Linked DNA regions of Homo sapiens: region 1 is linked to region 2. Evidence: read pairs that join two places in POLR2A ChIA-PET (ENCODE). Cell type or tissue: MCF 10A. All regions are shown on one strand. Each heading gives the region's core, and the rest is flanking DNA. Links, peaks and the distances in the headings are about the cores only.

Region 1 (16,291 bases), core at 2,722-10,721, 49 kb after region 2:
AGCTTTAGATGGATTCTCTGAGTCCTTCTTAACCAATATGCCAGAATTCATGGAAATAACTTCATTGTTGAGCAGACATGTCTCTTCTCTAGGCCAAATGACAAAAATGTACATTTTGCTTGGTATAAATACCAAATATGTTGTTGCTGTTGTTTTTCTTATAACCAAAGCAATATTTCATTGTAGAAAATAAATCATCTGTTATCCTACCAATTGAGTGCCATTAAAATTTGGAATGTTTCCTATGTCATTTTTTTCTCTCTCTGCTGTTTATCTACAAAATTGGAATTATGTAATCATTCTTTGAGCAAATGCTTTTTTGGTGGTTTATACTATCTCATTATATGGATAAGCCATTAATTACTCATCCGGGTAATACTGGGAAATTTGGTTATTCCCTTTTTTTCACCATGACAAATAAAGCTGTAGTAACCATCTTTGTACATCTCTTTGATTTCCCTCTTCCTAGGAAAATAATTATTAATTTGAACATGACCATCTTTTGGGCTTGCAATATCTTCATCCAGAAAGGTTGTGGCTATTTACACTCTCAGCAGCAGTATATGAATATGAGTGCCTGACTCCTCTACTTTTGTCAGAAATGACAGTGTGATTTTAAAAACACACAAAAAAGTTTACAAAAAAGTTGCCAATTTCTTAGGAAAAAAAGTATCTGATTGTTTTCTTAAATCTGCATTTTTAAACTATATACTATAAGGTTATTCTTCTACCTTCCTTCCATACAGGCTATTTTCTTTGTTCTGCAAATTATCTATTCCTATCCTTTGCCCATTTAAAAATCTGTGTTAGGGATATCCTTCTTGTCTGACAAAAACACTTTCTATGTTAAAAGTATTAATTTTTTTTCCTGTAATATTTGTTGCAGTTACTATGGTATTGCAACAGTATTCCTGGGCAGTATTTATCTTTTAAATGTTTACTGTACTATTTCATGTAAAAAGTTTCAAATTTGTGTATGCAAATGAATCATCCATAGCCTGCCCAAAGCCCTCTTGTTTTCTTTTTGTTTTAAAAAAACGTTAATTCTATCACCTCAAGGTTCCTTTTTTTTTTTTTTTAAGACAGGGTCTCTTTCTGTCACCCAGGCTCAATTACAGTGGTGTAGCCATAGCCAGGTCTACAGGCACATGCCACCACACCCGGCTAATTTTATTTTTTGTAGAGATGTGGTCTTACCACATTGTCCAGGCTGGTCTCAAACTCCTAGCCTCGAGTGATGCTCCCACCTCAGCCTCCAAAAGTGCTGGGATTATAGGCATGAGCCACTGCACCCTGGACCCCCAAAGCCCCTTTCTGTCCAATTCATTTCTGCCCAGATGAGGCGATGGATCCACCCTCTTGCCAAACACGGTAGATTGGCACGGGGAGGGGCAGCTAACCAGAAAGATGCAGACACAGCTGATGTAACAAAACTATATTAATGATGAGCCCAGTGAGGGAAGATCCTCAGATTCAGTGCCCAGATCCTGGTCCTTCCAGAATCTAGCCTTGCTTCTCTATCTCAGCCTTGAGAAGGTCCAGCCCAATGACAGTCCCTGCCCTGAGGTTAATCCAAGATCACTTTACAGTAAACTCTCCATTTACTTGTGGTAATTTGAGTTGGTTTTGTTCCTCACACTCAAATTTATCTTCACTAAAACATGACAAAGAATTCTTTCCCTTGTGGTTTCTTCCACTGCTTTTATATTTAAAAATACTTCCCCATCCCATTATTAGTTAGGTAGTCATTTTTTTCTCCTGGATTTTTTAAAAACATGATTTAAAAAAAATACACACATAGTTCTCTAAATAATTCGCCTGGAGTTTATTTTGGTGTAGTTTGCTGAATAATCTACCTCTTCTCCATGGGATTGCTGTATTCCAGGGATCATATATGTCTGTATGCTGTCTGTCTGTGCATTTCAAGGGCTATTTATTCTGTTCTATGTGATTCCTATGCTGGCACTAAACTGTTTTTAGCTTTACTATATATTTTACATTTGAAATAGCAAGTTTCTCTTCGTTGCTCTTTTAAAATGTTTCCTAGCTATCCTCTCTAAAACCATTTTGTTATCAAAAAATTCTTTTTTATTTCATCATGTCACTGACTGAACTATCTCAACCTCTAGACAGCCAGTTATGGCTTAACCAAGTCCAGGAAATCCATCTTTACAAAACCAGAAGACAGCCTGGTGCGGCAACTCATGCCTGTAATCCCAGCATTTTGGGAGGCTGAGGCTGAAGGATCACTTGAGCCCAGGAGTTTGAGACCAGCCTGGGAAACACAGTGAAGCCCCATCTCCACAAAAAATATGGAAAAATTAGCCAGGCTAGGTGGCATGCACCTGAAGTCCCAGCTACTCAGGAGGCTGAGGTTGGAGGATCGTTTGAGCCCAGGAGGTCAAGGCTGCAGTGAGCCAGGATTGCACCACTGCACTCCAGCCTGGGTGACAGAATGAGATCCTGTCTCAAAAAACAAACAAACAAACAAACAAAGAAACAAACAAAACATAAAATCTCCACAACTTGAAGAGATGAAATCACTTCACGACAGCCAGGTCTACTGCTGTAACTCCTGTCTTGCAGCCCTGCCAGATAAAATTAAGAAGGCAGCAAAGAGAAATTTAGCAAATGTGTTCTAAATAGTATTATAATTTGCCTCTTTTTTTCTTGTATTGGGTGAAGAAAACTGAGCAGTCCATGAAATTAAAACAAATTAATTTACTTTCCTAAAAGGTTTTCAAAAATAGACAATAACAACCTTTACAATCTCATCTAGCACTACATGCGTTCCTTGATATTAAATCTTTTTTATTCTTAAACACTTATACTATTTGTTTTTACAAAACAAGATTCAATAGTCACTGGGACTTTAAGGAAAAATATCTATAACAACCCCAACCAACTACTACATTTTGTCACATCATGACTTAAACCAGCTTACCTTAAACATGCTGAGAACACTGACAACAGCCTACAGTTGGGCCAAATCAGGTAACGCAAAGCCTATTTTAAAATTAAGTGCTGATATCTCAGGTAATTTATTGAATATTGTGCTGAATGTGAAAAACAGAATGATTCCACACCACTGTAAAGTTGAAAAATCATAAATCAAACCATTGTATGCCAGACAGTCTGTGTATGATTGGATATTTTCAGTGAAATATAAAAACATTTATACATTATCTAAATCTAGTATTTATGTATATTATTTGTATACATAAAAATAAATAGGAAGATTACTCATATTGGGACTGTAGTGATGAATTTTTCATTAAAAGGAAAAGTGATAGACTAGAGAAAAAACACCTGGAATGTTCCAGAACTGCCTGGTTGGCAGTCCCTTCCTTCCCTGCTGCTCCACTCCTGAATTTTTACACATCACAAAAACAATCAAACAAAAAGAAAAAAAAAACTCAAAAGATGTTATATCATAGGGAAAAGTATGAGTAAGGAATACAATGTTATCTCCTTACCAGAAAACTAGAGACTACAAAATATTTTAAAATGCAACAACTAAAAAGGTAAAAATGTTAGTGTATGTAACTTTATATATTTAATACATATATTTAAATATAAATTTAGTATATTTTACAACACTGCTGTTGACTGAGAAGACAAATGCAAATAAACAGATTTGAAGATTTCGGGTGATTTCTTAATGATTCTACTTCATTAATTTAAAAGCAAAGTACTTTAAAGAAGGCGTCACACTTTTTAATGTAACCAGAGGAAGAAGAAGTCATCCCTTGACTGAGATTCTCACCCACTTCACCAAAATCATCACTCATCTTAAACCATTTTGCAGATGACAAAACTGAGTCTCAGATGTTGCTATTCTAAAGTTCCACGGCTAGGAGACTGAGCAGGACTTGAGCCCACCACCCCAGGAGTTCTTTAGCTTTTTTGTGCCATGTACTCCTCTGACAGTCTGGTAAAACCTATATACCTCTTCTCAGAATAGTATTTTTAAATTCCTAAAACAAATACATAGCACTAGAAAGGACAAAAATTATAAAGAAATAATAATTATCAAAATATTTTTAGGAAAAAATTGTGATAGAGTAATATATGTTCTTTATTAATGTATTAAATAAGAAGATATACTAGTGGGTCTGATAACTATGGTAATTTTAAAGGAGTCATGAGCATTAATATTTCAACAACTTTAACGTGGTATGAAAACAACCGTGACTTTTACTGTTGAAAAGTCACAGGTACTGCTATTACTACTGGCTTGTTGCCTACATTCACAATTAGGGTGTCATTTGCTGAATACTTTAGTTCCTTCTCCAAAGGAAAGTACCCTGCAAATTTGTCCAAATCAAAAGTCTAAAATTTCCATTAAAGGTTAGTGAAAATAAAGATGTAATTTTTTTTTCTCATGGAAGTTCACAGACTCCCTGAATTCTGTCTACAGACCTCTTGGGAACTGCCCATTCTGGCTAAGTGCTTAGTGTAGAGTCCAGGTAGACTTCTCTAAGGAGTCTGCAATGGGGAGAATGGCGTGAACCCGGGAGGCGGAGCTTGTAGTGAGTGGAGATCGCGCCGCTGCACTCCAGCCTGGGCGACAGAGGGAGACTCCGTCTCAACAAAAAAAAAAAAAAAAAAAAGAGTCTGCAATGGGTATAAAATGAATGAATAAATGCAAGTTCCCACTGAAACACTGAGGTGGGTCAGGCACCACTGCCAGATGGTTCACTTCCTCTTTCAGGGCCAATTTAACCAGCCCATGCTCCCTAACTACAGTGTGAGTGAGTGTGTGAGTGTGTGTGTGTGTGTGTGTGTGTGTGTGTGTGTGTGTGTGTTGGGGATTTGAGATATGGATTACTATACTTCCTAGAGGCACCTTCATTTACCTGCCTAACCAGTATCTTGTATCACCTGATTATCATTTTCTAAGATCACACAGCCTAGGGTACCAGAAGGTATAACAAGGTCTTTGGGAAACAGACCAGGTTGTGAGGCCCAGCACAGAGTAAAAGCCTCAGCTAGTCTGCAGCAGCCTCTGCTATGGTCAGGAGGAGCAGGAGATGGTCAAGTGGGTACTGATGGGACAGCAGCCAGTGCCACCGTGGCCATAGCAGGTATCCATTTCCAATGGTATAACTTGTCTGCCTTGGAGCAGCACATTTCTGATGCCCTGGGTCAACATTTCAGATTGTAATGAATGTCAAACAACTGTTACTGAGATTCTTGTCTGATATTCCCTACACCTTTTTTCTAGAGAGGAGCATACTCCAGTATTTTGATTATTCTCTTCATAAAGGATGGGATATGCTCATTTCATCTATTCAAATTTTTAGATTAACTTAAGATAGCTAAAAATTTAAATATCTAAAATGCTGCCAAAATAAAAGAGAAAACACATTTGGCTTTACTCTCTCAACTTTGTATGTGAGAGAGAACATTCCTGTGTTCATGTGCATGTGCGTGCACACGTGTACACTGCTTCGTGGGGAAGGAAACAGAGCTTCCCTGTGATTTCCTAGATTTCCTCCCTGTGGTTTTCAGAAACCATGTTCCCAGCAGCAAATCCAAAGACTTGCCTTGAGCATGCATGCCATTTTTGCAAAGAGACCAAAAAAAAAAAAAAAAAAAAGTCTGGATGTATCTTTAAATGGCAAGGAAGTAGGATCATAAACACAAATTTAAATAAGCAAAGAATGATTAAACTTCAAAGCAAAAAAGGAAACAGAATAATTCAGACCCTGATATAAATAAAAGAACAATACTCTAGTTCAAATTCCCTAGCTAGGCATTCAAGACCATGCTCAATCCAGCCCTACTAACTTGTCCTCAGAGGTCCTGCCCTGCATGGTCTGGCCTCTTCTGGCTGCTCCGGCTTTGTATCAACCTACTCTTGCCCTCATTCTCCTTCTCTAGACTCAGTTCCTGGAATATCCCAGGCTCTCTCCTACTTTGGTGACTTTTAACTGCAGTTTTATCTGCCTGAAAGGCTCTTGATGGTCTTGCCCATCACCCTTCTCCCATTTTTTAGTTACTGCTGTTCATTCTTCAGGTTTCATCTCAGGCCTTCCCTGATCCTCCAGATCAGCCAGATTTCCAAGGCCTGTGCATTAGATTGGGTCAACTGTGCTCTAAATCAGGGTGTAGAGTCAAGTATGGGGATGGCGAGGCTGCCCTACTGGCCAAGCCATGCACCTTAGTGCTGGGCTTTGTCCAGCTGGACACTTTTTCCAGTCCTTTATGTGAACTGGAAAAGACTCCACTGGCTTGCCAAACCATGTGCCTACAGGTTTTCATATACCTGGAGGTTGCCTTTTGTTTTGTCCTCTGAGAGCGGATGGCTTTTTCTTATGTGCACAAAGGCATGCATATCATATCATTGACCCTATAAATCTCCCTGCTTTACACATGCAATTGGCTTTTTCATTCATAGACTTAACAGAGTCTGTGGTCTGTAGTCATTGATATCTATGTATAATTAAGTGGTATCAGAGTTTCCCATTAGATGGTAAGATCCATTAGGGCAGTAACCATGGCTTTTTGCTCACAATTATCCCCAGTCCCTAACACAGGGTCTGGCACAGAATAGATGCTAAATGCATTTTTTTGTTTGGTTTTGAGATGGAGTCTTGCTCCTTCACCCAGGCTGGAGTGCAGCAGTGCAATCTCGGCTCACTGCAGCCTCTGCCTCCTGGGTTCAAGCAATCCTCCCATCTCAGCCTCCCAAGTAGCTGGGACTACAGGTGTGCACCACCATGCCCAGTTAATTTTTATATTTTTAGTAGAGACAGGGTTTCACCATGTTGGCCAGGCTCATCTTGAACTCCTGGCCTCAAGTGATATGCCCACCTTGGCCTCTCAAAGTGCTAGGATTACAGGTGTGAGCCACTGTGCCCAGCCTGCTAAATCCATGTTTATGAAGTGAATTAATTAAGAAGAAAGCCATAGATATGCTGTAATGAAAGAAATAACCAGACTTAGGGCAAGATGGAGGTGTCTAGCAGATTTACTTATACTTACTGAATAAATCAGGATTTGACAGATAGTAAGAAGGAAAAGTTGGCAGACCGAAGGACAGACTTTGCAACTTCATAATCGAAGGAGAATTTCCACTGAAGCATTTCACCCTAGGGCTAGGAAGAAACATGCTGCTTCTAGAAGAAATCAGAGTCAGGCTGGTAGTGCCTCAAGAGCCTGCTTGGGAATAAAGGGCGTTTTAAATAGGATAGCAAGCTGGGAGGGAACCTAAGTGAGACAAAAATCTAATGATTCATGAGATTCCAGGCAGACCAAGAACCCTGGAACTTGCAAAACTTGTTGCAACAAGAATTCTTGCTCAGTTGGCTGAAGACACTGAGGCAGAAAGCCTCTGTGTGTCACTTAGTGCACTGCACAACAGGAAAACCAGCTTCAAGTGAAGATCTGAGGCGAGCATAGGAGTAGTTATGGCCCGAACAGCCCTGAGACTTGGAAAATAAAGATCTGTATAGTTCCCTGAAGACAGGCAGGGAACACGAGCATCGGTACAGACTTAGGTGCCTCAATTCTAAATTTCTAAAAATTTCTCCCTATGGAAAGGGAGGGAGGGAAAAATGCAAAACACTTTTTCATTCTAGAAAAAAAAATATATGCTACACCAGATTACATGTATATATTTTAAATTTATCTAAAATATATCAAGCCATATAGCACTATTACAGATTCTTTCTTTACTTAATAGTATAACTTAAAGATCTTTTCATATCTGCACATACAGATTTTTTATTCTTTTTAACAGGTGCGACACATTCCACAGTATGATGGATCATTCTTTAGCATAAAGAGGGTCATTTAGCTTGGTGACACAGCTCAGGCTTTTGTGTTTTTAGAGTAGCCTCATGGGGTAGGAAGACTCCAAGATGGCCTGCAAGGACCCCAGCTTCTAAGATTCACACCCTTGTGTAATCCCTTCCCACACTGTACCTGTACCAGGGTTGGTCTATGTGATCAATAATCTACAGCAGAAATAATGGTAGGCCACTTCCAAGATTTGGTTATAAATGATTGCAGCTTCCCCCTTGGGTGCTCTCTGACTGGCTCCCTCTGTCTCTCTTGGTTTATATGCTTTGAAAGAAGCCAGCATGTATATCATAAAGGCACTCAGGCCACCCACGGAAGGTCCAGGTGGTGAGGAACTGAGGCCTCCCAACAGCAAACATGAGTGTGCTTGGGAAGTGAATTCCCCTGCCCCACTTGAGCTTTGAGATGAATGCAGCTGCTGCCCACAGTTTGGCAGCAACTTCATGAGAGACCCTGAACCACAAATGCCCAGCTAAAGTGCTCCCAATTCCTGAACTCAGAAACTGTATGAGATAATAAATATTTGTTGTTTTAAGCTGTTAAATTTTGTGGTAATGTGTAATGTAGTACTGGGTAACTAATACATCACGTATGGTGAAGTCGTAGCAGTAGACTACGTAGATCAATGGTATATGCATTAAACATTTTGAAAGATATTGATAAATTATCTACCAATGAGGAGCCACTAACACAGCAAGGGCTCTGATTTCCCCAAATCCTCACCAGCATCAGAAATTATTAAACTCAACAATGTTTGCTAAACTAAATGGGTGAAAAATGGCATCTGATTGCTTTGACCTGTGTTTTTTTAATTTCAAAAGTTCTTTGGGGCACATACCAGGCTTCATCAGCAATGCACAGGAAAAGGTGCATGGTAGGGTTCAAGTGATTCATTACACAATAAGAGACTCTGAGCCACCCTGCCTCAACTTCTAAACCACTGCCTTTCATTTAAAATTCCCATTAAGCAATTAATTTTATAAAAGAAATAACCACTGAAGTTGAGTCTAGGAGTGAGAGTGTCTGATTTTGATTACTTTCTCGGAAATGTATAGAACATTAAATGATTTTAATAAGAGGCGTGCCCTTGAACCTCAAGCCATGAGCTTCAAATCAGAAGAGATGTAAATTCAAGTGTTAATTCCCTTTAATGTTGCTGAACCAGAAGTTCGATAACAAACTAGAGTAAGTAACCAGAATCAAATGGCAACCAAATGTCTGTGTTTTCCAAAGCTACTTAAATGAAACATCACTATAGTCTCAAATCAAATATGAACTCAACTATGTCTTTATCTGGATTTAGTTCCTGGTGAGAATAAATGGTTCTGAAAAAAAATGATCTTTTATGAAAAGCTATAAAGAAGACTGGAACTCAGTGATATTTGAGAGAAGCAAAAATAATACTCCTTGCTAGAGAAAAGCATCTGAAATCATTGTAAGTCTCCTACCACCAGCAACCCCAAGTTCCATAATAATGAAGACAAATGTATATTTAGTATTTTTTAAAATAAACACTATTCTTGATGACATCTCATTAAATTATCAAATATACCTGTTTCTACTGCCAGAAGTGATAACATTTTTATAAAAATAAACCTACCTCTTATAAAGATACAGTGGACATATCACATCAGAGAAATTCTAGAAAGAAGTTCCCAGATACCAAGGGCCAAAAACCAAGACAAATAGTTTTAGATGATTTCAAATGGTCTTTAATCACATAAATAAACAATTCAGAAGGCTTTGTATGGTTATTAAACTAACTAGCTGATTTCTCACTGGTACATGACGAATAAGTGACAATATAATTTAATTATTACTGTTACTTTCCCAGGCTACAATGGTCAGAGAAAGATTTTTTTTTTCTTCTTGTAAGAGATTGAGTCTTGCTCTGTTGCCCAGGCTGGGTGATCATGGCTCACTGCAGCCTTGACCTCCTGGGCTCAAGTGATCCTCCCACCTCAGCCTCCAGAGTAGGTGGGACCACAGGCACACACCACCACCTAGCCCAGCTAATTTTTTAATTTTTTTGTGAAGAAGGTGTCTTGCTATATTGCCAAGGCTGGAATTCCTGGGTTCAACTGATCCTCCTGCCACAGCATCCCAAAGTGCCAGGATTACAGGCGTTGAGCCAGAGGAAAGGAAATTAAAGTGTTGGTTCCCACAGCAAGGTGGATGCCATGCTCAGGGTTCTCTAAGGTTCAGGCCAGAGGACATTTTATTTGCACTAAGCAGTATCATCCCCCAAAGCACTGTTTCCCAATAACAGTCAAAGAAGGCTTTGGATAAGGCCATGGAATGTTAACTCTTTCTTTCCTCCCTTAGGATAATGTGGCTATGGAAGGCAGGCAGTCTCCAAAAAGCCAGGAGAGTGAGGGACTCTGGGCTCATTGAAGTGAACTCTCCTTCTTCTCCCTAGAGGTCTGCTGGATTCTCAGAGACACAAAGACAATCATCCTTGTCTTGTTACTGGCACATGCTCCACACATAGCGTGTGCTCCATAAAGATTTTCTAATAACTCATCTACGTATAAGCACTATCTCTTATTGTACTCACTAACTCACCACCTCTCCATGTAGGAAGGAGAAAGGATTCTCTGACATGGAAGTTTCTCATCCAGTGGCAGCTCAGAATTCTGACATGCTTGCCAGGTACTTCATCTACAACCTTCAGACAACACAAAACAAACATATGTTTTGTTGAGATATGCATTCTGTCCTATGAATCATTATGGATCCTACTGAATCCCTTGAGTGAATACTACTGTGAACTACGATTGGGTCATTCTGGCTACTGCAGCCAGCCTGCTTGGGTTTGAATCTAGCTCCATTCTTTACTGGTTGTGTGACCCCAGGCAAGTTACCTAAGTGTTTAAGTTTTCCTCATCTCTAAAATAAGGATACGAAAAACCTTTTCCTAAGACATGTAAAGTGCTTAGAACTGTGCCTGGCACATAGTGTATGCTGTTGGTATTATTATATGAATTGCCCTGTCTTTTACCTTGATATCCCCACATCTGGTAGGATGTTCACGTGAGACCCTGCAGAAGGGCTGGGGTTTCTGCTCAAATATTTAGGCAACTCTATGTGGCTAAGCTGATGATCTTCCCAACAAGTTGTGACAATAACTGACAAGCTAAAGATGACTGCACCCGGTATAGAAGAGGAATTTGCCTGAAAGCAAAAACAAGAGCACAGTTCAATCACCTTCGCCCTTCCTTTCCCAGAATATTCAACTTCAGCATATTCAAGAGTTCTATACTTGTAAAACTGTCATAGGATAGCTGGCTAAGCTCACAAACCACACCGGCCCGAAGCCACACTGAATCCTGTCACCTTCCCACTCAAGTTCAGACGCTTCTAGCTGAGCAACTCTGCACGCCAGTCCGTGATCCCCCTGGTTTCCAGATTATTAAATGAAAACACATTCGTTGGCACACCTTTCCCAAAAAGCCAATCAAGCAAATGAGCTTTCCCTCTGGAGTGCCAGGTCCACTCTGAAAGAAGAAACCCAGGCCACTGCTTTTAAAGTTTTAATGGGAGAGCACTGTAAACAATTAAGATTCTTTGGGTTCTTAACATCCTCAGAGGACCATGATGAGATCTCTTCGTAAATATTTAAGAATCACATATTTTCTCCCTGTCATTTCTGCCAGGGTCTGAGCACAAGATATATATCCATATCTGTCACCTGAAGACATCCAGACAGGCCACTTATAAACAGCCTTAGCTGGAGACCTAAAGAAGAGGTGAGGTCATAATTCTGTGTGCTGGGGTGGAGGCATGTGGTAGATGGCGAGGTCAAGGCTGGTTCTTCTAATGATGACAAGAAAGTATGATCATTGAGGATGGTGCTCAAAGTCATTATTTTAAAGATATTTGCTTAAATAAACAAGCAAAAAATAAAACCTAGGGGTCCTGAGGGGGAAAATAACACACTGGCTGTGTGTGAAAAAAGTATAATTTATATTTCATCTGTACTGCTACCTTCACACTTGGACAAAATCAACAACAGACATAAGTGGTTCTGGGATCCCACCCTTCTCCAAGAGGCCAGATGTCACAGACAACATGTCTTTAAATCCCAATTCCTTCATACCCACCCCCAACTATGTGGGGTTTAGTACATTTATTGGTTTCTCTATATCTCAGTTTCCTCAGGTAAATGATGATTGTTATGAAGATTTTTAAGATAATTCATATGGACCACTTAGATCCACATGGCAAACAGGAAGCATACAACAATTGTTAGCTATTATCATTTGTTTTTGGAACTGGCTTTCAAATAAATGAAATAATTCTTTTAAATGGTTAAAAAATAATAAACATTTGGAGAAAAAACTGGTATGATGGCATTTACGCTATTTGTGGCAATACCATTTACAGGTACAGATCAAAAAGTCACCAAATTGCATGGCATCAGAACTACAAAAATAACTTTTTAGCTTCATAAACTTTTTCTAAAACTAGATTAGAAATTCCTGGCTGGGCACGGTGGCTCACGCCTGTAATCCCAGCACTTTGGGAGACCAAGGTGGGCAGATCACCTGAGGTCAGGAGTTCAAGACCAGCCTGACCAACATGGCGAAACCCTGTCCCTACTAAAAATACAAAACCTTAGCCGGGCATGGTGTCATGCACCTGTAGTCCCAGGTACTCGGAAAGCTGAGGTGGGAGAATTGCTTGAACCCAGGAGGTGGAGGTTGCAGTTGAGATCGTGCCACTGCACTCCAGCCTGGAGGAAGGAGCGAGACCCAGTCTCAAAAAAAAAAACAAAACAAACAAACAAAAAAAACTCCTATAGCCACCAATGCTGCCAGAATCAAAGATGTATCATAAGTCTGTCAATCTCTTTTAAAATCTTGGTACATCTTATAACTTAAAAATTATGTTAAGATGCAATTTGTGAATATACATTTACTTAAAATATTACTACTAACTACCATGAAAGAACAATAACAACTAAATTGAACTAATAATTTGAGCACTAGTTTTTAGTATTTGGGTAAAAGATACATGCATTATGCACTGGATTTCTCTGGCATTTATTAACAATTATTAACAATAATGGATCTTTATTTAATGACTTCACTTTCAAAAACTAAGTAGTACCTGACATGTTACCACTCATTATCCATAGGTGAGGTATTTTAGTTTGGTTATGTTGTAGTAACAAACATCCCCAAAACAGAATGGCTTAAAACAACAAGGGTTTATTTCTCACTCGTGGGTACATGTTCATCACAGGTCAGCAGGGTCACTGCTCCGTGTCATGTCCTTATTCAGGAATGCAGATTGAAAGAGATCAGAAATCTGGAACTTTGCAGGTCACCATGGTAGGCAGAATGGAGATTGTAGAATTCTGCATTGGGTCTTAAGACTTCCCCTTAAAGGTGACACATATCCCCTCCACTCACATTTCATCTGGAAAAACAAGTCACGTGGTCACAATGGGCAAAGAAGTGCCCATGGACCCAGAGGGAGGAGATTTGGAATACTAGTGACCATGTCAAGTGACTACCATACCATATAAAGAAACTTTGCAGGATTTTTTCACTTTAATTTAAAGGTTAAAACATGCAGCTGTGAAAAGTCCTGGGCCTGATTGCTTCACTGGTGAGTTCTACCAAACATTTAAAGAACAAATACCAATCCTTCTCAAACTTTTCTAAATAACTGAAGAAGAGGAAACATTTACTAACTTATTTATACAAGATCAGCATTATCCTGATACGGAAGCCAGACAAAGACACTACAGAAAAGAAAATTATAGATCAATATTTCTTATGAACATTGATGCAAAAATCCTCAACAAAATACAAGCAAACTGAATTCAGCATAGTAAAAAGATTATACACCATGACCAAGTGGGATTTATTCCTAGAATGCCAAGATGGTTCAACATATAAAAATCAATCAATGTAATATACCACATTTACAGAATAAAGGGAAAAAAACATAACCATCTTAATTGATGGTGAAAGAGCATTTGACAAAACTCAACACCCTTTCATGATAAACACTCAACAAACTAGTAGTAGAAGGAAATCACCTCAACACAATAAAAGCCACATGTGAAAAACCCCAGTGAACATCATACTCAATGGTGAAAGATTAAAATCTTCCCCTCTAATATCAAGAACAAGGGAAGGATGCCCATTTTCATCACTTCAATTCAACATGGAACTGGAAGTTCTAGCCAGAGCAATTAGGCAAGAAAAAGAAATCAAAGGTATTCAAACTGTAAAGAAAAAAGTAAACATTTCTTTTTGCAAGTAATATAATCTTATGTTTGGAAAACGCTAAGGATTCCACACACAATAAAAAAGTCTGTTAGAATAAATGACTTAATTACAAAATTACAATAATCAAAACAGTGTGGTACTGACATAAAGGTAGACATATAAAATGAAATAGAATGGAGAACTCAGAAATACACTTTTGTATATATGGTCAAATGATTTTTGACAAGGTTGCCAAGACCATTCAATGGAGAAAAGAGAGTCTTTCCAACAAATGGTGCTGGAAAAACTGGACACCAATATGCAAAAGAATGACATTACTCTTACTTAATACTATGTACAAAATGACCTCAAAATGGATCAAAGATCGAAACATAGGACTAAAACTATAAAGCTGTTATTAGAAAGCATAAGGCAAAAGCTTCATGACATTGCATTTGACAGTGATTTATTGGCAATGACACCAAAGTCACAGGCAACAAAAGAAAAAAAATTGGATTTCATGAAAATGAAAAGTTTTGTTCATCAAAAGATATGAGTGATAGAATAAAAAGGCAACCTACGGAATGAGAAAGAATATTTGAAATCGCATATCTATTAAGGGATTAATATCAAAATATATATAGAATTCCTAAAACTTAACAAGAAAAGAAGCAAACAACTAAATTGAAAGATTGGAAAAGGACTTGAATAGACATTTCTCCAAAGAAGATATACAAATGGCTAATAAGCACATGAAAAGATGTTCAACCTCACTAAATCATCAGGGAGATATAATTTGAAACTACAATGAATTACCACCTCACACTCAGTAGGATGACTACTCTCATGAAAACCCAGAAAATATCGTGTTGGTGAGGATGCAGAGTAACTAGAATTCTTGTACACTGTTGGTGGGAATGCGAAAAGTTACAGCGACTGTGGAAAACAGTTCTGGCAGCTCCTCAAAACATTAAAAATCAAACTTCCATATGGTCCAGCAATTCCACTTCTGGGTATGTGCCCAAGAGAATTGAAATTAGGGTCTAGGTGCGGTAGCTCACTCCTGCAATCCCAGCATTTTGGGAGGCCGAGGTGGGCGGATCACCTGAGGTCAGGAGTTCGAGACCAGCCTGACCAACATGAAGAAACCCCGTCTCTACTAATAATACAAAATTAGCCGGCATGGTAGCGCATGCCTGTAATCCTAGCTACTCGGGAGGCTGAGGCAGGAGAGTAGCTTGAACCCGGGAGGCGGAGGTTGCGGTGAGCCAAGATCACACCATTGCACTCCAGCCTGGGCAAGGAGAGTGAGACTCTGTCTCAAAAAAAAGAAAAAATAAAAAGAATTGAAATTAGGGTCTTGAAGAGATACTTGTACACCCATGTTCAAAGCAGCATTATTCACAATAGCTAAAACATGGAGACAACTCTAGCTTCTACTGACAGATGAACATGTAAGTAAAATGTGTATATACATACAACGGAATATTATTCATCCTTAAAAAGGAGAAGCTAAAGAGGAAATTTTGATACAGGATACGACACGGATGGACCTTCAGAACATTATGCTAAGTGAAACAAGCCATTCTCAAAATGACAAACATTATATGATTCCACTTATATGAGGCACTTAGAGTAGTTAAAACTATAGAGACAGAAAATAGAATGGTGGTTGCCAGGGACAGTGGGGAAGGAGGAATGGGAAGTTACTGTGTAATGGGTACAGAATTTCAGTTTTGCTAGATGAAGAGTTCTGGAGATGGATGATGGTGATAGATACACAGAATTATGAATGCATTCAATGTCACTGAACTGTACACAACTATTAAGATGGTTAATATTGTTATGTGAATTTTACCACAATTAAAAAAACCCAAACATGCAGCTGTATCTAATTCAAACATCAGACATAACAAATGTGCCTTTTCAATTCCCCCTTGCATAGCCCGTATATAACCTGGGCTATGCAAGGGAGGGAATTAGTACTTTGTATTCAACAGAAGCCAACTTGATTTTTGGATGCAAAACGAAACTTGGATGAGAAAGTTGCAAAAAGAAATTAAGGTCCCAGTTAATTTGTTTCTTTTTGAATTTCTTATCTGTTTTTCCATTTTTAGGGAAAGTAATCTTTTTTTTTTTTTCCACAAAAGAATACACTCCATCAGACTATGCTGTCGAAATTTACAAGGTCACCCCTGCTGGGCTTTCTTCCATCTACCTCCTCTGCCACCTTCAAACACAGGCATCTGCACAAGAGG
Region 2 (16,291 bases), core at 5,134-13,133:
TCATAACATGGATCAGACTAATCTGATGTACTGTCAGTAGACAATTCTTGAAAAAAATTTACGAATGCAGATTTACCATGACCTTTTTCACCAACCACGTTAGTTCTGAGGCCATGGAAATAATGCCACTTCAAGAACTCCAACATTTTGTAAGTGTAAATGACTGTTCAATAGATGTAGAGGTCTACAGACAAACAAATATCTTTTATTTATTTTTATTTACTTTTTTGACACGGAGTCTTGCTCTGTCGCCCAGGCTGGAGGGCAGTGGCGTGGTCTCTGCTCAACTGTAACCTCCACTTCCCAGGTCCAAGCGATTCTCATGCCTCAGCCTCCCGAGTAGCTGGGATTATAGGCGTGCACTATCAGGCCTGGCTAATTTTTGTATTTTTAGTATAGACAGGGTTTCACCATGTTGGCTAGGCTGGCCTTGAACTCCTGACCTCAGGTGATCCACCAGCCTCGGCCTCCCAAAGTGTTGGGATTATAGGCGTGAGCCACTGCACCCAGCCAAACAAACATCTTTTAAAATCAGCTGATTTAAGTCCACATACTGCTCTTTCTCAGAGTTTTTCTGAAATGTCACATTGAATAATGTCAATCAACAGAGCCAGAATCTCAAGATCACACAGGAATATGTGAGATGCACTAGGCATGCTCATGGCTCTCCCTCAGGAGACTGTGAACTATTTTTACAGACAGGAAGGAGGGGATATAAGAAAGGAAGAAGAATGAGTTTGCATGGTGTCATCTGCACTCAATTCCCTAATCCTCTTTAAAGTCACAACTATCTATGGATAGGGTCGCCAGCTAGGCTCATGCATGCTCATGACTGCAGCTGGGCCCTGGATCTGACGGAAGCACACCAGCAAAATACATAAGAAAGAAATCCAAAGTTTCTTTGCCTGGGGCCCATGGCCAGGCTCCATGGAGTCTTAAAACCCAGAAATTATACTTAAAAGTTTTGTGTATATGATTTGTGCATTTTCATAGGGAGAGTCTTTGTAACTTTTGTAAGACTCCAAAAAGATGTACAAGGCCCAACAAAGTTTAAGAAGCCTTTCATCAGAAACAGTAATCAGGTGCAAGTGACATTGTACTAAGATACTCTTTATTTAATATTCAGGATCCTCTTTGAGGAAGCCAAGGACTCCCTGGTCATCAGCTAGGGTCTTACATCTTCATAAAGCAAAATGTAAATCCCTGTTTTGCCTGTAGAAGATACTATTATTGCAGATACCTAAAAAATTTATTTATTTTTTCTGCTTTTTACAAACAAACTGGAATGTATAGTGGAAAGCATATCTTAACATCTGATGTCATCTGTATTTGGTGCTATATTCAGAAACTCCTCCACAGGCTACTTTAATCTAGATACTGTCTTCCCTCTCTAGGTACAGTGAAAAAATGAAGTTTAAAATCACTATTTTGCTCCACAGAAAACTGTCATTTTCTTAAAGCTGCAAAGTTAGGCAAATGCTAACACTTCAAAAAAGATTCTAGGAGCCTGTGAATCATGAGTTACAATAGTAACTATAGATTCCAGTGGAATAACGATGGTTAGATAGCAGAGTAAAAAATAATGAGGTGAACAGAAATTAGGTGGCTCCCACTGGTTCACAGTGTTTTTACTCTCCAAAAGGAAAAGCAAAAGTAAATCAGATTACAAGCTTCTTTGAACTTTCACTGCTCTCCTGACAATCTGTCTCTCTTGGTCATCTCCGGTCGCAGCAGAGTGTTGTGGCCTCCCACCACCAGCATGTGAAATGGTACCAAGTCCCAAATCCCTGGTTAAAGGACCTGAAGTTCCAACCCCTGAACCAGCTTAGAAGGCAAATAGTTGTGTTCCACGGAGGAGAACCTCACTCTCAGTGACAATAGCAGGGTGAGGGTGAGGATGGTGGTGGTGGTGATGGGTGAAGTACTCCTTGATCAGAAAAATAATTAGATTTTTTTAAAATTCACTTTTAAAATTGAACTTGTCAAAGCAATGGACTGTTTACTATTTATTTATATTGTACTCTATAATTCCTATCTAATTTTGTATCCTCAGTAACTAGCATAATGCTTAGTGTAGTATTCAGTAGGTGCTGAATCTTATTTTATTTTATTATTTTTTTTTTTGAGATGGAGTCTTGCTGTGTCACCCAGGCTGGAGTGCAGTGGCAGGATCTCGGCTCACTGCAACTTCCACCTCCCGAGTTCAAGTGATTTTCCTGCCTCAGCCTCCTGAGTAGCTGAGACTACAGGCGTGTGCCACCACGCCCGGCTAATTTTTGTACCTTTAGTAGAGATGAGGTTTCACCACGTTGGCCAGGCTGGTCTTGAACTCCTGACCTCATGATCCGCCCACCTTGGCCTCCCAAAGTGCTGGGATTACAGGTGTGAGCCACCGCGCCTGGCTGAATCATTTTTTTAAATTGCATTTCTGCTACCTGCTTTTTATTGATCACCATAACTTCTTAGAAAACCACTTGTTCAGCTGTGGTGCAAAGGTAAACAGCAGCTCTGCACTGTGACAATCTCTGAATTAGAGTAGTCCAAAATGTGCAAATTAAGTTTTACTATAGATATGAAACCACCTTTCAGTCCTGGTTTCTGTATACTAATGGTGCTTTTACATCTATTTTGAGGGAGATAGAGCAGAAATTTGTTTTTTGGTATCCAATAACAAATTAGGTTAGAAGGTAAATTCAAGCCATGCCCTAAAGACATCCAATAAATGCAAAGGCTGCATCAAGGAAGGGCACATTTACATCTCCATAGGTTTAGTCAGTTTTGCTTCTTATTAATTTAAGGGAGAAAAAAAGAATTACTAGTCACTTCTGGGAGAGATGAAATCTTAAAACTCAAGGTCTCTCAGCATGACTCAAATCTCTCAACATGAAGCTCTAGGTGAGTTTAATCTTCTTTTTGTTTTTAACCAACTCTGTAAAATCTAAATAGATTTGACTTGCATTTATGGTTGTCCTCATGCTAGCCTGGACCAAATAAATATTTAGCAATGGTAAATGACCAGGAAAACAATTTGGAAGAAATTTGGAAGAATCCAGCTTTCAATTTTGGTTATATAAACGATGGCAGACTACATTAAGCAAACACATATATTAAGGAGGAGCATTTTAATTTTTGGAGGCTTAATGTTTAAACGACACATAAGATAGCATATTCAAAATATTTGGAAGGATGAGCTTTAAGAGAGGAGAGGCAGGAAAGCATGGCTCAGAGAGGAGAGAAAATTGCCTGTAAGAATCTACAGCTGGGTACCTGTCATGGCTGATATAGGAGCTCTTCTTCCAATGTAAATGTATTCAATAGTGGAAACAGTGTTTATGTTGAATCTACCAATGCTCTTTTGTCCAGGGAAGCTTCCATCCAACGAATGATCAAGTTATAAACTTTATTTTTGTTTTACTCTACATTCTGGATTACTCTTTATTTTGTTGTACTCTACATTCTGGATGCAAAAGCAAAAGGGGATCTCAGATTTCAGGTGGGAGCAATGAACTTCAATTCTGAGTAAAAAGAGTTAGAATTTCAATTACCAAAACACACTGGGCCAGGCACGGTGGCTCAACGCCCATAATCCCAGCACTTTGGGAGGCTGAGGTGCGTCGATCACCTGATGTCAGGAGTTCGAGACCAGCCTGGCTGACACAGTGAAACCCTGTTTCTACTAAAAATACAAAAATTAGCTGGGCGTGGTGACACACACCTGTGATCCCAGCTACTCAGGAGGCTGAGGCAGGAGAATCACTTGAACCTGGGAGGCAGAGGCCAGAGTGAGCTGAGATTGCACCACTGCACTCCAGCCTGGGTGACAAGTGAGACCTCGTCTCAAAAAAAAGAAAAAAAAAACCCACATTGGATATAGATTATATCATTTTAAGTGTTTGTAAGTGTTGTTTAAAAAGATAACTTAAAATTCAGGTTTCAAGTTTTACCATCTACCCCTAACTACTACGCAAATCTTTTTCTTGCCAAAAAGCTAGTGGGGGGAAGTCCAAATAAAGAAAGGAAGAAAAGATCTTCATCGTTTCAGTGGGAAGAAAATACAGGTTGAGTATTCCTTATCTGAAATGCCTGCGGCCAGAAGTGTTTTGAAGTTCAAACGTTTCCGAATTTTGGAATATCTGTGTTATATATACTTACTGGTTGAACAACCCTAGTCCAGAAATTGAAAATGCTCGAGCATCATGTCTGCACTCAAAAAGTTACAGATTTTGGAGCATTTTGGATTTCGATTTAGGGATACTTAACCTGTATTTCTTTTTATGCTTCTCTTTACTAAAAAAGGTTACTGACAAATTGAACAGCTTTTGAACCAATATGTGAAACTTGGCAACTGTTCCTGGATGAAGTTTCCAACTTAAAAAGTCATTCATAAGCCACAATTCCACTGAAAATAAAAAAAAATTATTATACTTTAACAAGTATTTATTTATTTACATCCAGGGAACATTATAGATTTAACTCTCATTTTAATTCATTATCCATCTCTATTTTTCGCATTGGTGACCTTTGCTGGTCTTTTAATGGTGGCTTAGAAGATGATACAATTATTCTCTCAGAGGGTCCATGTCAAAGTGGGATCTGCTGCTAAATAATACTAATGAATTTAAGACCTTCTTCATTATCTTCTGTTGAGTGATATACATCATAGCTTAGAAATTCATAAATAAATACTAAAATAAAAGGACAACACAAAGTAAAAAACAAATACAAATTAAAACAGAAAGATTTCAAAGGTAAAAATCAGCCTGTCACACCTTAACCATAGTGTGATATGTTCTGAACTTAGAAGTTCACTCTTCTTTAGAATAAAAAAATTATAATACTCGGATTTGTATCTTTACCATTTAAGATTCACCCCTTTGAAGAGATGAATTTAAATTCTGTAAGTATGTAAACTCTTAATTATGACAGATCGACTTTGTATCTTACTGTCAGTATAAATCCCCACACACTACCAGAGAAGCAACTTGGAGACACTGCTTTGGAGTCAGACAGACCTGGGCTGGAATTCCAACTTGTCCACTATTAGCCTTGCAAATCTGGGTAAATTACTCAAGCATTCTGAGCCTGTTTCCTTCTGTAAAATGTAGATAATATCTGTCTCAATGCCATTTTCCTAAGTATAAATTGAATTAGGTATAACATGCTTGCAAAGAACTCAGATCAGTGCCATGCATAGGCCCTCGATAGGTTTCAGCAGGTACTATGGGCCCCCTTGCAGTCGGAGGTTAGTGCAGGGTACTGGGTGCAAAATGACATGCAGTGGTCAGAATGCTCGGTCTAGAAAAAAAGACTGCTTATTGCTTTCCAACTGACTTCACATACTTTAATAGGCAAGGACAGTCCTGGGTCCTGGGAGTGTCTATTATACCTTAAACATTCTCACATGCACTTTATTTTGGAAGGGCGGTGACTTTTATTTAACTCTCCACCCAAACCTTCACAAAAATAGCTTTATGACATAGAAACAAGAATGTTATTGCCCTCACATATGAAGCCATTACTATACTTCCCTTGAAACATGTAGGTTATTTATTTCACTTCTTACCTTTTCAATTTTTTCATCCAGCATTCTGAAGAATTCTTGTTGGCTTTCAGAGATGTGCATGCTGAAAAACAAAGGGTAGTTAAGTGCATATTTTAGTGCTTTGCTAAACCTGGTCCCCTCAAAGGAAAAATGCAGAGTCCCCAAACTTTGGGGAAGACATTTATTTATTGCAGACTTTTCCACTGAAATACTCTGAAGTTACATTAAGGATAAACAGTACAGTAATCCTGCAAATGTGTTTCATAATTGTCTATCAGTGCCTATGACTTAAAGGAAGACAATTTCCTTTCAATGTACAGATGCTATTTATAGTAATGTTACTAGGAGCTGAATGCCAAATTGTTTCTTCAGATACACATTTGTGATTTAAAAAAAAAGCATGAGCAAGCAGCATAAGGCATATTTCAACAGTGTATTGAAAAAAATAAAAAAGAAAATGTATCCTAGTTATTGTATTGAAATATATATTTTACAAAGGTTATCAGTATCAGCATGATCTCCAGCTGACTATGGGTGTGGGCCGGTGGCAAACAAGCTGAGGACATACAGATGACCTGATATTACTACTGAGCACTTTCTGCACTGGTGGCAGCAGATACACCTCTGAAAACACAATTCCACTGGAACGTGGGAGGACGCATGTCTGAGCAGCACTTGCTCTGTGTTTCCTGTCCTGTGACTTTTAACAGCCTTCTTAGTGAGACGGCTGACAAGGCTGGTGGGGACAAAATAAGATGGTAAGGACAGCAGGGATGAATTACATATGGGAAGAGCATGGGGCAGTATAGGACTTAGTCTTAATGGGCCATGGTCTTAATGACGGTTGCTTCTACCTAGCAGATAGCTGTGGGTGTTTCAAGGAGGTGAAGGATGCTGGATAAGACACGTTATCACACAGAGTTTCCTTTAGTTACTATCAGTGCCTACTGGTTGTCCTGTCTGAAGGAGGGGGCTGGGGGTGGGCTCTGGAATGGCTTCTTCCCTTCATATCCAAGTGTGGTGAAATGTACCCTTTACCATCATGCCTTATCCTTTAGGGGCCACAAGGAGGGGCACAAGTGACCTGAAACCCTCCAGGCCTCCTGTGACAGACAGTGGGGCCTGAGGCTCAGAGGGGGTCCCCTCTGTATAAAAGCAACATTAAAATCTGTGAGCAATGACATTAACTCGGTTATCAAAGGAAAACAATGTACATATCTGATTCCATTAATCAATTGTCATGGTTTACAAAGCACTTTCACATATATCACGTAATTTTACTGCCCTTTATCTGATCATTCAAATAAGGTAAACGTTTTGTTTGGGAAACACGCCCTCTCTTATTGCAGGTTTGAAAGGCAGAACAGAATCTGGGATGATGAGAGTACATTAAACTGTCTCCTCTCTGTAGGATCCTGGGCAGAAAAGCCAGTTTGCATAGCTGAGTTTTCCCAGGTTCCTTATGTTTTCACCGTCTCAAGCACCAAAACATTTTTTATTTGAGCCACGTTGGATGCAAATCTTTCTAAATTTCATATTCTTATAATAGAGGATCTCTCTCATAAACACTTCTTTCTTTTCTTTTCTTTCTTTCTTTTTTTTTTTTTTTGAGACAGAGTCGTCTCGCACTTTCGCCCAGGCTGGAGTACAGTGGTGCGATCCCAGCTCACTGCAACTTCTGCCTCCTGGGTTCAAGCAATTCTCCTGCCTCAGCCTCCCGAGTAGTTGGGACTGCAGGCGTGAGCCACCACGTACAGCTAATTTTTTGTATTTTTAGTATAGATGAGGTTTCACCATGTTGGCCAGGCTAGTCTTGAACACCTGACCTCAGGTGATCCACTCACCTCGGCCTCCTAAAGTGCTTGGATTATAGGCGTAAGCCACTGCGCCTGGCCAGATCTCTTTCTCTTAATATAGGTAACTGGATAGATAACCGTATGTATATGTTGCCCCAGAAATGTTGCCCTAGAAAATATTCCAGGGACCTCATAAAAAACGGCATTTTTAGGATTTGACGTTCATTGTGGAAACTCTCTGGTTGGAGGTTTTAGCATTATATTGCCTTGAATATAGCAGGAGGGCCAAAAATATTTCTTAATTAATTGACAGAGTCCCCCTATTTAAGTTCATGTGATTCATGACCCCTTGCTGAAGCAGCAGAGTTTGTCAGCAGGGGTGATGTGCAGGGCCTGAGTCCTCATCTATAAAACCAGGGCTGGTCACTGATGTCCCTTCTACTGTCTATGATTGTCACTAACTTCCATTAGCTCCTTTATTTAAATACCACAACATGAAAACTGCAACGTTTGGTCAGTACTCATACACATGCACATGAGAGGGACAAGAGGGGGCATTTTTAAACAAAAGTAACTCTGCAAATGTATCTGCAACCTCTGCGATCAAGAATGCACTTATCACAGGGTCGGGATCCCTATCAGGAGCTTGAGACCAAAAGTGGTGGCTAAGGACCTCGGGATGCTTATGTAGGAAAGCAACCACAAAACTCTCAGCGATTTCAGTTTTGTGTTGTCCCATAATATAGAAATGCTGCCTGCTTTTTCTTTGTCTAAGAACATTAGAACATGCCTGCCTGCCTTTGCCACATTTCATAACCCACGAAGAAGAGTCACACACCAGACTGAGTCACTCTCTTGACATCTTGAAGTACGGTGCATGGGTTGTGTTAGGAAAGACTGAATGGAAGGAAGCTTGATGCACCAGACAGGCTCCTCCAGATAACCTGCATTGTCACTGGAAGTGTGTCAGACATTGCCGGGGGAGCAAATGCCCACACGGGTCACCTGTGCATCGTCTCAGATATGGTGTCATCCGAAAGCATGAGGCCTACTCTGCTGTTCTCCATTGGATTGTTTCAGGGAGAAGAAGAGAAATCTCTTCAATGGGGCAGGGACAGAATTTTTATTCTGATGAAATAAAAATTTCCCCATATCAACTGATTCCTGTCTAGATAAACATGGGTCCCCTCTTCCCATGTGAAAGAAACTTATCCACACAGCACCATGAATATGTGTTTACCTTCAAGAGTACAAACTGCACTGTAGAAAACAGTTCCTGCATAAAGACTTGATTCTAAAATCCTTTCTGATGCACAATTTGATGATTGTGAGTGGGGGAGATGAGGAGGAAAAGCTCACTGGCTTTTCTTTTTTCAAGATATTAGAAAAGGATCACTGAATTGTTTATGACTTAAGTTCATAAAGGATGAATAATTGATTCTAAGATTCACTTACAAAAGATTCACTAGCATTCACTTACAAAAGCCTGCACATTGGTACCTGACTTAACCAATAAGGCTCAATAATTTTAGTAATTCCTATTTCTCTCTCGTAACTAAAACAACCTTGGAAAACTCAATGCAGCACTGGAGCACTCCCTGTGCCCTTGGTCAGCGCTGGCAAAGCTCTTGTGAATTAACTCTGCACCCTCAAACACTCTTCTTCCTGAGACTTCTCAGCTTCATGGGACTAGGGATGACAATACAATGGCATCTTAATGCAAAGTAAACAAATTAATGAATGGTGGGCAAAATGGGCTTTAGAGCTAAAAGATATGGGGCTTTCGCTTTTGGTGTCTTAAAAAAATAAAATCTGCAAATGATAAAAAGCTAAGCCCCAAAGTATGAGAAGGCAAAGTCCTAATTCCCTAATACCTCACCTGTGAAGCCTGGCAGAATAAGCCATCCTAAAATATGCTTACTTTAGCATAAGGACTATTTTGAGCTAAAGACAACTGGAAACAGCAGGTGCAGGAGGGGACTTCTGACCTCCTCTTTTCTTCCTGAAAGAAGGAGATGAAACTCCCATGTGAACAATGCCCTCCCCACACCAGGAGGAAAGAAACATTCTTATCACCAGAGACAGGGAGTCAAGGCCAAGAGAATTCTGTACCAAGAGACTTTGTTAAAATAATTCCTTTCTTCCTTTAGTCTCCCCACATATTTCAGCTGCTTTTCCATAACTGTTTCTGTTTGTTCAACCTAGTATACAAATATGTGGGTTTTGTCACTTCTTGGGTCTTCATTTTCTCATAGGGGCTCCCATGTACATGTAGAAATTGATATCTTTTCTCCTGTTAAATCTGTCTCATGTCAACTTAACTCTCAGGCCCAGCCAGAAATCCTGAGAGGGTTGGGGTAAAGTTCTTCCTCCCCTGCAAAAATGAAATTAAATTACTAGGTGGGTTCCTGGTAAATCTTGGCCTGAACACAGTTTTTCCTTCATGATCATCATTTTTCAACTGGACCTCAGGGAAGTAGATTCATCCTAACCCTCATTCTGTGACAGACTCCTACTAGTAGTTCATGCATAGCTCACTTTTATTTATTTTGTTAATTATTTTTTTAAAGTAGTATAATAAACACCTGTGAAACCAAAATAAAAAACAAAAGTGAGGACCTTGACAACCACCCATAGCTGACTCCATGTGAGTTCCCATCTGCGTGTGTGTTCCCACAACCCAATGTAACTATCACTCCCTCACTTCGCTTTTATATAGTTTTAATGCATCTCTTTGTGTGCCTTTAAAAGACAGATTATTTCAGTTGTTTTTAACTTTATAGAGTGCGTCATGTTCTATGTAATCTTTCAGGACTTACTCTTTTCTTGTAATATTAGACTGCTAGGGCCCATTCAATATTGCGCATTGCTGCTGTGCATTTGTTTGAACTGCTGACTAATATCCCATTGTGTGACTATAGTGTGGTGCATTCACGCAACCTCCTGTTAAAGGCATCTGGGTTATTTCTAATATTTAAGGCATTTTTACCAAGTGCCAGACAATGCCATAAGCAGTGGGTATACCCTATTTCATTTGTTCTCCAGCTCAAGACAGGATCTTTCACTTCAATCTCTCTCTGAGAAAACTGAAGCTCAAAGACATAGGTCACTTGCCTGATATCAAACTAAAGCATTAAATGAAGGTATGAGGATGACATGCCTTCATGGTGGTATGAGGATGATCTGCCTTTATGGTATGGGATTGTCCTTCCACTCATGGGGAAGAAGAAGCCTCATCTTATTTTATGCATCAGTACAGTAAATTGATCCTATATGTCAGCAAGTAGGAAAAGTAAAACTCTTCTCTTGGCCCTCCAGAAAGATTTCTTAATTGAATTCCAGGAATCCAATGTTCTGTTCACAGTTTGAAATACATACACACATGTGTGTGTACACACACACACACACACACACAAGCATGCTGCTGTGGGGAAAACAGAATTTTCTCCTCTGAAAGCTTCAGCACATGCCAGTCTGTGAAGTGTGCTGCTTCAGGGTGTCAATGTTAAGTAAGTATTCTTTCAAACAGAAAAGAGAAATTCTCCTCCATTCAATCTCTCTTTATAACTCTGAGATAAGGGAAGCATTTTAAAATAGCATTTTTCAGACATCCTGGATGATAAGGTGGTTTGGCTGTGTTATCAGATATCTGCTGTCCCCAAAGGCAGATAAAGTGGATGAACGTGATGAGCAGTAAGGTGGGCTAGGGAGGTTGCGGCCATAGCACAACATTCACCTGAGGGTGAAAACATCAGCCGCATCATTACACTGACATTGTAAATGGTAAGTGGATTTTAACATGTCCAGTTTTCTTTGAAAGTAAAAATTGAATGACAGAGCCCATTACCTACCCCCTGAGGTCTCCTAACTGCGACACCACAGTGGCCATAGCTGCAGCGACTCCACAGACACTGAGCCAGGGTAAAGTGATTATGAGTTAGGTAATTTTTGTCACAATTTTCTGGAAGAACCAGAGATAACATACCTTCTTCTGCTTATGATTTTGATTTATGGGGCTATCAATACACATATGTAATAGTCAAATTTATTTTGGGTTGGGGTGCCTGTGTCAAATGTACCAGTGTCATCGGTACTCTCAGGAAATTTGTCTCCATTTAGGTGAAACACTAATAGAGATTTGTAGCCGCTGGGATAACACAGCCTCTTTGAAGGAGAGGACGGCTTCAAAGTCATACAAAATATATTTTATCATTAAGGTTAGAGTCAGTTCTAGAACAATCTAGAAAACTACTCATTATTGTTTTTTAACTTTTGAACATGCAATGACCTTTTAAATGAAACATTTCGGGATAGTCATCTGTTGGTAATCAACAATCATATTTTCAAGTTTCTACTGTAAGTGGGAAAATGTATTAGGCACTCAATAGATCCTCACGTGATATAATCTTTTTCTTCAAGTTAATTTTTTTCTTTTCTTTTTAACTTTCCAATTGTGATGTACCTAACACACAGAAGACATATAATGTTATTTGTACATTTTTTTTGCAAAATAACAATTGAACATTCATGTAATTACCACCCAGATTAAGAAATAGAGCCTCTGGTTCCACTGTCCTCCATTTGGTCAGAAATAACTAATATTCTGAATTTAATGCCTTTTCATTTCCTTATATCTCTTTATTGTTTTACCATATACTAACAGACAACATATGCCTTAGTTCTGTCTGTTTTTTGACTTCATATGAATGAAACCACATGTAGGCATGTATCGCTGCTTACTCTACTGCCTCATCCTTATGAGATTCCTCCATCATGATATGTGTACCTATAGGCACTAATTTTCACTGATGTATAGTATTCCCACAGTTTAGATGCCACAGTTTAGTTACCCATTATATTTTCTTTTTTTTTTTTTTCCTTGAGATGGAGTCTCGCTCTGTCGCCCAGGCTGGAGTGCAGTGGCGCCATCTCTGCTCACTGCAAGCTCCACCTCCAGGGTTCACGCCACTCTCCTGCCTCAGCCTCCCGAGTAGCTGGGACTACAGGAGCCCGCCACCATGCCCGGCTAAGTTTTTGTATTTTTAGTAGAGATGGGGTTTCATCGTGTTAGCCAGGATGGTCTCGATCTCCTGACCTCGTGATCCTCCCGCCTTGGCCTCCCAAAGTGCTGGGATTACAGGCGTGAGCCACCATGCCCGACCTATATTTTCAATGGACATTTGGGTTTTACCTTTAAGAGCTTTAAGAGCTTCTTAATTTTAGTGCAGTCATATTAATTAATGATTATCCTTAAGAACTACATCCTTTGTGTCTTATATGCAAAATTCTTCCCTACCTCATGGTCATAGTGATAGTCTCCTCTGTTTTCTTCTAACTGGCCTACAAAGTCAGCTTTGTCATGTATTGTAGGTCTGTTTTCATTATTCTGTTCTGTTACACCAAACCACATTTTCTCAATTACTAAAGCTTTATATTAGATCTTGATTATCTGGTAGGCAAAATGGAACTCACTCTGAAAACATTTTTAGCTTTAAAAACAATGCAGTTGTTCCTTGGTATCTGTGGGGGATTGGTTCCATGACCTCCCTGCAGATAGATAACAAAATCTGCAGATTCTCAAATCCCTGATATAAAATGGTATAGAATTTGCATAACCCCCACACATCCTCTCATATACTCTAAATCATCTCTAGATTACTTATAATACCTAATGAAGTGCCTACACATCACTTCATTCACATGAATTCAACATAGTACTTGGTGTGCGGCAAGTTCAAATTTTGTTTTTTGGAACTTTGTAGAATTATTATTTTTTGAATATTTTTGATCCATGGGTAGTTGAATCCACAGATGCAGAATCCATGGATATGGAAGGCCGACTATATAAGGAAAACAGAAACTAGAACTTACTTTGCTCTGGGTTGATGAACTAATCCCGGAACCTCTTTATTAGTTTTAAGTCTTACATTTGAGCTGGCACTTTTTTCCTGAAACACATAAACACAGACATGTGAAAGACAGGATTAGAATCCACAATTAAACAAGTGTATGAGTTTTCATCACACAAACGTTCAATCTGTTTGGGGCCCTATACTACGGCTGGTTACCTCACAAGGGCAAAAGTCCTTGCAAAGATGACACACAGAACAGGTAGAACCTGCCAAACAGGGAGCACTGCTATGAAAAGTGAAATTAGCTTTATAACAACTATGACTCTGTTTAGAAAACAATGTACAGTTAATATTTAATTCTTTAACACTAATAGTAATGAATCAAAGAACAGAAGATCTAGTATCAAGAGAAACAGCAGCAATACAATCACAGCCTTTGTTCACTTGCTCAGGTTAACTGACTTCCGTGCAATTTATTTGTAAAAGACAACTGCACTTACTGAGATGTAAAGTTTGCTGAAGGCCCTAGCCGTGACAGGAACAGGAACATGACTAAAACCCACGACAAATGCTGAGATTGAATTCAATTGAATTACTACAATTCAATCCTAGCCTGTATTCAAGAAACACTTCTTTGGCTTTTAGCCTGACCTAATTTCTTATTCCCAATAACTAGCCACATGGGAAGGAAATACTCTCAAATCTTAAAATGCTAGTATATCAGTAAGGACATGATCTCAATAATACTACTGCTCTGCATTTTTCAACGTTATCTTAAAAAGATATTCAAGGTGCTTTATAATTTGCTCACAAAACATACCCCTGAAATGAAAGGAAAGACCACTCTGAACCTATGTAACAGGTGACTATATACACTCGAGGAACTTGAGGTAAGGCCACAATTAAAGACCAAATCTAGAGTGAGGAATAAAAACTGCCATGGGCCGATGCAACATTCTCATCACATGCAGAGTGATGTGGGATGACACATAAAACAGATGGTCCCCAAATGAGCTCTTTTTGAGGTCCTATTTCTCCTGGGACAGCAGAAGCCACTTAAGTCAGTGAAACTCCAATGACTTACATATTCTAGTTGTTTGTTATTAACTATCAAACATGAGCTTATGTGCCTATCATCAGTACTCCAAAAAATATGTGATTTTGTTTGTTTTCTTTTAGGAAAAGAAACAATCATAAGTTTCTTGCAGTCTATCTTACCTTCTTTACCTTATACTAACTTCAGAATGTTTTCATGAACATTTAAGAAGGATAAAACATATTGTTCTGTCTGTTGACGTATGTCAGGGAACAGTAGATGAACACTCCTAATCTTTTACAAAGCAGGTGGGAGAAATTAGAAAACCCGAATGCACTCACAACAGAAGGGCAGGGCCCATGTCCTTTCTTTACCACATGGGGTAAGGGGCCTGGCACTTCATGAGCGGCACTCAGCAAATACTGGTGAATGAATGAACGATGTCAAAAAGTCATTCACGTGTTTTTAAAAGTTAGAGGTAAGAATAGCTCAAATGTAGTCTCTTTGTAGGACTGAAGGCGTAAGTTCCTTCCAAGTTGGTCCTTTTCTCCTTTAAATCTTATGTTGTCTTAGATTAAACACTGAAAATGAACAAGACCTTATCCTCTTTCTCTTTCACATAATTTCCGCAACTCTTTGAGCTTAAAAGAAATGCACTGTAATTTTAAACATTGCTGAGGCAGGAAAGTGACTTCTAATTCTAAAAATGCAAAGGATATACAGTGGTATGTTGTTTATATTCCATTTATTTAACTGTACCCTTGAAAATTATGTTGCCTCAGCAAGTCTTTCTTAAAAACCCATTCTGTGGTTGCTAAGTAAGGAAGGATCTCCCCAAACAACAGAGGCTCAATGGACAAGCAGGACTGAGAAGAAGCCGGCCCTCAGTAACGCATCACTCCCAGGAGTGCGCTTCCAGGGCCAAAAGTGAGACAGAGGCAACAGGAAGAAAAGCAGTTTAGGATTTCCCATATAATTCCAAAAAAACTTTCTTCTACTATGTATTTACAATGTGTTTGCTCAGTTTTACAAATTTTCTCTCACCAAGACCAATAATAACCACTCACTGAGCACTTACTGTAAGTCAGGCATTATTCTAAGCACTTCCAAATATTAATTCATTTTAACATTCACTAATATTTATATATATTAACTCATTTTTATGCCTACAATACCTCTCACGGTTGGGTACCATTATTATCCCCATTTTACAGATGAGGAAGCTGAGGCATACAGCGGTGAAGCACTTACCTGAGACCATACAAGTAATAAGCAGTAGCGCAGGGATTTGAACCCAAGCAGTTTGGCCCCAAACTCCATGCTGTTCACTACTAGCTCAGCATTTCTCAAACTTTTTAGGGTCAAGACCCTTTTACCTATAATCTCCAAATTTTGACACATTTCATTGTACAACATAAAAAAATCCCATTTGTTAAAATCACCATCAATCTCATCAGAAAACCATTGACTGAAGCTGTCAAGCTCATGGTAGTGAATATAAGTTTTCCAAACTTATAGATTTTGTTTAAAGTTTGAATTTTATCACTGGCAAGAGATACTGTCAGTTATTTTTCTTGAAGTGTCAGGCTCCCTTACTCTTTTTTAAGAAAATGATTTACCAAATACCAGGTCTGAATATCCATAATTTATCTGCCAGAGATATATATTTTTAAAATAGAGAAGATGTCCTATAAAAAACAATGCCTAGTTCAGCTTTCAACTCAATCAGCTATAGAGGTGCTTTTCTCCATGATAACCGTCTAACCTGGACATGCAGAAGAAATGCTTTATGCATACTTCCCATTTCATCACACAGGCTATTAAAAAGATATGCATCCAAAGTCTCAGGACACAAAATCAAGGTACAAAATCAATGTATACCGTGGCTGGGCACAGTGGCTCATGCTTGCAATCCTAGCACTTTAGGAGGCTGAGGCAGGCAGATTATGTGAGGTCAGGAGCTCCAGAGCAGCCTGGCCAACATGATGAAACTCCATCTCTACGAAAATATAAAAATTAGCCAGGCATGGTGGTGTGTGCCTCTAATCCCAGCTACTTGGGGGGC

Evidence for each region. ChIA-PET counts read pairs that join two places held together with the same protein. Peaks named below come from ENCODE experiments on the same cell type or tissue, not always from the same donor. Only the 100,000 strongest peaks of a DNase experiment are listed, where the experiment ranks them.
Region 1: POLR2A ChIA-PET joins it to region 2 with 13 read pairs; 4 of 35 experiments call an interaction of 5 or more read pairs at or near these places.

The regions. Positions count from the first base shown.
Region 1 is chr1:184,536,732-184,553,022 of GRCh38, reverse strand. The region is part of intron 3 of C1orf21 (chromosome 1 open reading frame 21); the gene reads right to left. Among named protein-coding and RNA genes, the nearest start is that of C1orf21, 160 kb to the right of the region's middle. In MCF 10A, for the core only: no CTCF peak of the experiment used is centred there; a DNase peak (open chromatin) is centred at 7,252.
Region 2 is chr1:184,587,734-184,604,024 of GRCh38, reverse strand. It overlaps C1orf21 (chromosome 1 open reading frame 21), which reads right to left. Exons shown (of 6, transcript NM_030806.4): 4 at 13,210-13,286; 5 at 5,564-5,624. Among named protein-coding and RNA genes, the nearest start is that of EDEM3, 160 kb to the left of the region's middle. In MCF 10A, for the core only: no CTCF peak of the experiment used is centred there; a DNase peak (open chromatin) is centred at 8,194.